Linked DNA regions of Homo sapiens: region 2 is linked to region 1. A link is a contact called in ENCODE Hi-C or POLR2A ChIA-PET data. All regions are on one chromosome and are shown on one strand. The core of a region is the stretch at or near the end of the contact, and the rest is flanking DNA. Distances in the headings are between cores, read along the strand shown. Region 1 overlaps DCUN1D3 (defective in cullin neddylation 1 domain containing 3). Region 2 has its middle 30 kb from the start of LYRM1.

Region 1 (3,531 bases), core at 341-2,840:
GTCTGGCCCATGGATTGAGTGATTCACATTCCCAGGGAGCAAGAGGCTCATTCAAAAGAGAAATGTGGAATGCCTGGAAATGGTCAATGGGCTGGATTTAGTGTGAAGACTAACATGGGCTGTCAAGCTGCAGACTGGGTCAAAGGACAGATTTGTAGCAGACGTGTCTGCCTTCCCAGCATCCAGGCTCTTCATCAGGTGATTACCCAATTTTCACCAGCAGATCCTTTTCCCTCGCTCTCGGCCATATGGCTGGGTGGGGTTCATAAAGAACTATGGGACTCAGCCCCACCAAGGCCTCACATGCCCCTGGCTTTAATGACTGGACCCAGGATATGCCCATGACAAGCCAGCCAGACAGAATCTCAACCCTGAAAATACAGGAGGCTGGAGATGCTACCAGAAAGAGCTACCAGAGAAAATAAGAATGCCTAGGGGGTCACTGTGAGGATTAAATGGTCCCTGTTTATCACATGGGGCTCAGCTCAAATGCATGTAGAACCCAAAAATGAAATCACCAAGTGGAAAGCAGTATGAAGAGACAAAGGGAAACTGAATTTTGAAGGCATTATTTACACCCTGAATCCAACTGTTCCTAGAGTCAAGATCAAAGCCTGAACTTCACAGGTGTGAGCCAACAAACTCTCCTTTGCATAAGTTAGATATCAGGTTTTCTATCACAACTGAAAGAGTCCCTACCAAGACACAGCTATGTCACTCAGATCTCTTCTATTCAGAGAGCAAAGAGAGAGAAGATCTAATTGCCAGATGTTCTGATTCATGGTTCAGAACCAACTGACTAGGCCACAATTTCTAGTCGAATATATCATAGGACCCTTAGCTGAACAACAGGACCAATGATCCCAAGTTCATGAAAGCTGTCAAATTCCATTATAACTACGTGGACCAGTAGGATGCTATTTAAAAGATGGTATGACTAACTGGCTACAAGAATCTTTCCAATTGCAATTTTTACACCGTTAGACCTCCTTCAAGTAGATATGCCACAGAATACTTCAGGAGCTTTATTCTATTGTGTACATATTTGCTGTCATCATCTTGTTCCCAAAGAGGAACCCCGTCCCAGCATTCAGACACCATGTGAAAGGCTGAAAGCAAAAATCTCTCAGAAGTCTTTCTCTGTACAATAACATGATCAACCTTCCAGCTGAAACAGGTATTTGATCTAAACCATATCCCATGAAACTGAAAGCCCAAATCTAACCTGAACTTGGCTACCCTCTTGGTTTCAATTCCTATCACTGAGACAATTTCTCTTTGATTTTACATGCCGAAGAGCCTATTAAGAAAGTGTTTAAGTTTCAAAGACTGACAGGAAATGCTCATGTTTGCACATCTTTATTTGAATACGTTCTCTGCAGGTTGAAACTTGAGGCCCCAAGGTTTAGGCTTTGATTTTTTTTTTTAAGTTACTTATTTTCACAAATGCTCATGTAGCATGAGGCCCCAGAGTACATTAACATGTGCAAAGATAAGCAGGTAATTAAAAATGGAGCTCTATACCTGTTGGAAGGCACTGTGGTACTGCAAGCTTTGCAAAGTAAGACATCTGATGATTCGTTCCTGCCCACTTCCCACCCACATGACCTGCCAAAATTGCTGCCACCTAATGGCCACCACAATGCTGTCTATTAAAACCCTGCCCTAGCAGCTATGCCCTATTTTAAGAAACAACATAAAAAATTTATAAAATAAAGCAGCAGCACCATAAGTTCTTTCAGTCATCAATAAGTCTGAAGACTCAAAGACAACTATGGCCCCAGAATAAACTGCGTGCGCTCATGCACACACACACACACACACACACACACACACACACACACACACACAAATGTTGCATCCAACAATAGGGGGTCCATGAAATTACATGCAACTTTTCTGAATTGCGTTCAGTGTCTTGACTGTTCTGCAACCAACATTCAATTCTCTCACTCAAAAACCAGTTGCACAGATATTGCAGCTCCTTCAGCTGCTCCAGTATAGTCATGTGCCTTCCAGGAGGGAAAGTACATGCATTGGATGCAAAATGACTAGGTTTGTACAGCCCAGCTCTACCAACTCTCTAGCTCACACTTAACCATATTCCATCTCAGTCTTCTCAGTTGAAAACGGGAACTAAAACAAATCACTGTGAACTAAATGACTATATGCAGAAGAATAAAACTAGATCCCCTCTCTCACACTATATACAAAAATCAAATCAAAGTGGATTGAAGATTTAAATATAAGACATGAAACTATGAAACTACTAGAAGAAAACACTGGGGAAATGATCTAGGACACTGGTCTGGGCAAAGATTTTTTGTGTAAGACCTTAAAAGCACAGGCAACCAAAGCAAAAAGAGACAAATGGGGTTATATCAAGCTAAAAAGCTTCTACACAGCAAAGTAAACAATCAACAATGTGAAGAGACAATCCACAGAATGGGAAAAAAAATCTGCAAACTATCCATCTGACGAGGGATTAACAGCCAGAATATATAAGGAGCTCAAACAACTTAATAGCAAAATAATAATAATAATAATCTGATTTTTATTTTATTTATTTATTTTTTTTGAGACAGAGTCTCACTCTGTCACCCACGCTGGAGTGCAGTGGCATGATCTCGGCTCACTGCAACCAATCACCTCCGAGGTTCAAGTGATTCTCTTGCCTTAGCCTCTCGAGTAGCTGGGATTACAGGCGCATGCCACCAGGCCCAGCTCATTTTTGTATTTTCAGTAGAGACAGTGTTTCACCATGTTGGCCAGGCTGGTCTCAAACTCCTGACCTCAGGTGATCCGCCTGCCTCAGCCTCCCAAAGTGCTGGGATTACAGGCTCGAGCCACTGTGCCCGACTCTAATCTGATTTTTAAATGGGCAAAAGATCTGAATAGATGTTTCTCAAAAGGAGACATGAAAATAGCCAGCAGGTATACGAAAAAATGCTCAACATCACTAATCATCACAGAAATGTAAATAAAAGCCACAACGAAATATTATCTCACCCCAGTTAAAATGGTTATGAAAAAAAAAAAAAACAGAATAATGAATGGCAAGGATGTGGAAAAATGGGAACCCTCGTATACTGTTGGTGGAAATGTTAATGAGTATAGCCACTATGGAAAACAGTATAAAGGGCCCTCAAAAAACTGAAAATAGAACTACTGTATGATCCAGCAATTGCACTACTAGGTATATGTGCAAAGGAAAGAAAATCAATATACTGGAGAGATCTGCACTCCCATGTTTATTGTAGCATTATTCACAATAGCCAAAATATGGAATCCACCTGAGTGCCCATCCATGGATGAATGGATAAAGAAAATGTGGTACATATACACAATGGAATATTATTCAGCCATAAAAAAGTATGAAACCCTGTCATAGGCAACACGGTTGGAACTAGAGGTCATTACGTTAAGTGAAATAAACCAAGCACAGAAAGACAAATAGCACATGTTCTCACTCATGTGTGAGCTAAAAAAGTGGATCTCAGGAAGAGAGAGACAGTTATCTTCTCTAGGTAG
Region 2 (3,531 bases), core at 276-2,775, 55 kb after region 1:
CCAGGCTAGAGTGCAGTGGCGCGATCTCGGCTCACTGCAAGCTCCGCCTCCTGGGTTCAGGCCATTCTCCTGCCTCAGCCTCCCAAGTAGCTGGGACTACAGGCGCCCACCACTACGCTTGGCTAATTTTTTTTTTTTTTTTTTTTTTTTTGCATTTTTAATAGAGACGGGTTTCACTATGTTGCCCAGGCTGGTCTCGAACTCCTGACCTCAGATGATCCACCTGCCTCGGCATCCTGCAGTGCTGGGATTACAGGAGTGAGCCACTGCGCCCGGTCTGAACTGACTTTTATAACAAACCCACTCTGGCAATAACATTATCTGTGACCTCCTGACCTAATCACCTCCTAAAGGTTGCACTTCTCAACACTGTTGCTTGGGGATTTTCTAACACATAAACTTTGGGGGATACATTCAAACCACAGCAAAGCCTTTGGTGAAAAGAGACAGAGAAATGTAAATATGCTGGCAGGTGTTCTGGCCTTCCCATGGCCATTCAGTGAGCACATAGCCCAGCCTAGCTTGAATTGAGAGACATGAATCTGCTGTTCCTTCAGCCACTCTCCTTCCAGCTGGTCTCATTGTAGAGGCATTTCCCTGTCCAGAGATGGTTCTAATGTCTAAAATTAATTGTTTCCCATGCAACATAGGGCTTATGAAATCAAGCCAACTACTTCATCTGGTGGTCAGCCAGTGAAACCCATCTGTTTCTGCTTGGAGGAAAAACTGGCTGTGCTGGACCAAGTGAGACATGTCTCTCATCTCCATCATGGGAGATGGGAAAGTTCCTTTCTAAGTAACTCAAGGTGATTTTAATTATTTGCATTTTTGCCTTACTCTACTGAGTGTAGAAATCAGCCTTCTCACCCAGCCTTTTCAGGATGAAAGTCCATCTCATTGCTAGCCAGCCTTTGAGCATCTTCCATTTGCCTTAGTGTGAATTTTACATGCCTAGCCCCTTTGCAAACATGTGTATACTGTTACACAAAAGCATAATTGTCAATTTACTCTCAAACCTTCCATGTAACCTGTGTTCTGTTCTTAATAGTATTTTCCTCACTTTCTCTCCAAAACTATAAAATCCCCATCTTGAGTCTCTCAAAGGCAGAACCCACCTTCCCTACATCCCCACCTTCAATGTAATTATCTTCCAACACTGATAAGGACTGAACCTAACTGCTTACCCAAGAGCTAGATTTTTTTTTTTTTTTTGAGACAGAGTTTCACTGTTGTCACCCAGGCTGGAGTGCAGTGGCACAATCTTGGCTCACTGCAACCTCCACCTCCCAGGTTCAAGCAATTCTCGTGCCTCAGCCTCCTGAGTAGCTGGGATTACAGGCGCCCGCCACCACACCCAGCTAATTTTTGTATTTTTAGTAGAGACGACGTTTCACCATGTTGGCCAGGCTAGTCTTGAACTCCTGACCTCAGGTGATCCGCCTGCCTCAGCTTCTCAAAGTGCTGGGATTACAGGAGTGAGCCACCGCACCCGGCCCCCAAGAGCTAGATTTTTAAAGAACAAGGACTAGCTTGGTGACAAGGTTTGTCTGATGTCATCTGCTGAGCTATTTATAGGCAAGGCCTGCAGCTTCTCACCGAGCTGATCTCTGGCCATCTCTTCCCCAGGACTCCAGCCTCTAACTCACCATGATTTCTGAATAGCATATTGCTCTTTCACAGGAGGAGACATTAACTACCACATTGGCCCGAATAGAAAATGACCTCAAATTTCAAGCAGTCTTTCTCTTCAAAGTAGAGAACATTTTTTAAATTACAAAAATTTAATCCATCATATGAAAACAGTCTGTCCCTTGACCCCTGAGGAATGAGACCAGTCCCTGCCTCCCTCAGCTTTTTGTTGCTGAAGCTGTGGTTGGAGAACTATAATTAAAATTCAGTTGTTCTCTTAGCAACCCCCTCACTGACAGCTCCTTTACAGCTTGCGTTGTGATTTACCTACCAGTCCAAGAATCAGGGATTTGAGATCCTGACCATCCTTCTATCCAAAATGACTAACAATCTTATTTGGAACAATAGGATAGTTCCAGCTATCTGTTCATTCTGATTTTTCCCCCATTGGAGAACATTTATATTTCTTTCTTGAAAAAATAGCTTTTGACCGGGTGCAGTGGCTCATGCCTGTAATCCCAGCACTTTGGGAGGCCAAGATGGGTGGATCACTTGAGGTCAGGAGTTTGAGACCACCCTGGCCAACATGGTGAAACCCTGTCTCTACTAAAAATATAAAAAAATTAGCCAGGCATGGTGGCAGGCACCTGTAATCCCAGCTACATGGGAGGCTGAGGCAGGAGAATTGCCTGAACCTGGGAGGCGAAGGTTGCAGTGAGCCAAAATTGTGCCACTGCACTCCAGCCTAGGTGAGAGAGCAAGACTGTCTCAACAACAACAAAAAAGAAATCAAAGACCCTGATTCAAAACATTTCTTCTAGTGAAGAGGCAGAGAAGCCAAGGCCAGACACATGAAAACCCCCAAACAGTCTCATGTCTTTGCTCAACTACGAAGTGACCAAGACAGGGCCCTGAAATAAGCCACTTAGTGCCACAAGACTACATGAGAGAGTTAGTGAAGAAGTAATGCATCAAGAATGTGATTTTTATCTCCCTCAAGAGTCTCTTCCAGCTGGCCCTGGGGAGAAACAAGTGATTGAAATTTCTTGGACATAGTTGTGTAGTTGGAGCTACACATCTCTTCTAAGATTCTACATCAAAACAGAGCCAAGTCCTTGGCAGGGAGGCAGCGTGTGGCGGTGAAAAATGCATGGGTTCAAGAGCCAGACCAGCACAAACCAGGCTTTGCAGTGTGAAAAAGCTGAGCGATTTTAGGGACGATAATCTCTCTGAACCTCCAAGGGAGAGGACAGGCCTTCCCACCACAGAGGATCAAGTGAGAAATCTAAAGGCCTGGGCACAAAGCATGGCATATAGTAGGCATGCAATAAAGATTGCTTCTCTCACCTCCCCTTTCCTCGGGAAATTTCCACCCATCTGTGCAGGCTAGTAGAGAAACAATTGCGTCCCAGTTCTATCACTGACTAGCTGTGGAACTTTGGGCTAGTTTTCTAAATCTCTGCATTTTCCTCTGTAAAGTGGAGATAATGATAACACCTCCCATCTAAGATTGTTGTGAAAAGTGCATTTTATTTTTTGCCCTTAAATACCAAAAAGAGTCCATTTTAAATGTATCAAGGGGCTTAGCAAATAAAAGTGGCCCAAACCTCTGTCAACCTTTGAGAGGCCTTGGTGGTCTCCCTTATGGATAGACTAGGAAAGAAGTGATTGAAATTCAATGACAGTTACAGCAAAATAAAAAGAAAAAAAATAAGACTGGGTGCGATGGCTCACGACTGTAATCCCAGCACTTTGGGAGGCCAAGGCGGGCGGATCACTTGAGGCCAGGAATTCGAGACCAGCCTGGCCAACATAGCAAAACCCCGTCTCTACTAAAAGTGCAAAAATTAGCCAGGCATGGTGGTGCACACCTGTAATCCCAGCTATTTGGGAGGCTGAGGC

What was found. Hi-C counts contacts between places; a loop is a spot of excess contacts on that map. ChIA-PET counts read pairs that join two places held with the same protein, here RNA polymerase II (POLR2A). Pooled maps may share reads with other maps.
Region 2: a map with no recorded cell type shows a loop between it and region 1 (3-fold over the local background). The contact joins two enhancer-like sites. A Hi-C loop is called at or near these places in 5 of 168 maps with a recorded cell type or tissue (CD14-positive monocyte, HepG2, left colon and 2 more), 1 of 37 single-sample maps with no recorded cell type and 10 of 50 pooled maps. POLR2A ChIA-PET finds 5 or more read pairs at or near these places in 20 of 52 experiments (AG04450, CD8-positive, alpha-beta T cell, GM12878 and 13 more).

The regions. Positions count from the first base shown.
Region 1 is chr16:20,873,406-20,876,936 of GRCh38, forward strand. All of the region lies in intron 1 of DCUN1D3 (defective in cullin neddylation 1 domain containing 3), which reads right to left. Among named protein-coding and RNA genes, the nearest start is that of DCUN1D3, 25 kb to the right of the region's middle. RefSeq lists enhancers at 958-1,057, 1,308-1,527 and a silencer at 2,174-2,253. Within about 2 kb of position 1,591, at least 8 of the 41 ENCODE cell types and tissues checked have a DNase peak (open chromatin) inside an H3K27ac peak, as active enhancers do.
Region 2 is chr16:20,928,651-20,932,181 of GRCh38, forward strand. No RefSeq gene overlaps it. Among named protein-coding and RNA genes, the nearest start is that of LYRM1, 30 kb to the left of the region's middle. Within about 2 kb of position 1,526, at least 6 of the 41 ENCODE cell types and tissues checked have a DNase peak (open chromatin) inside an H3K27ac peak, as active enhancers do.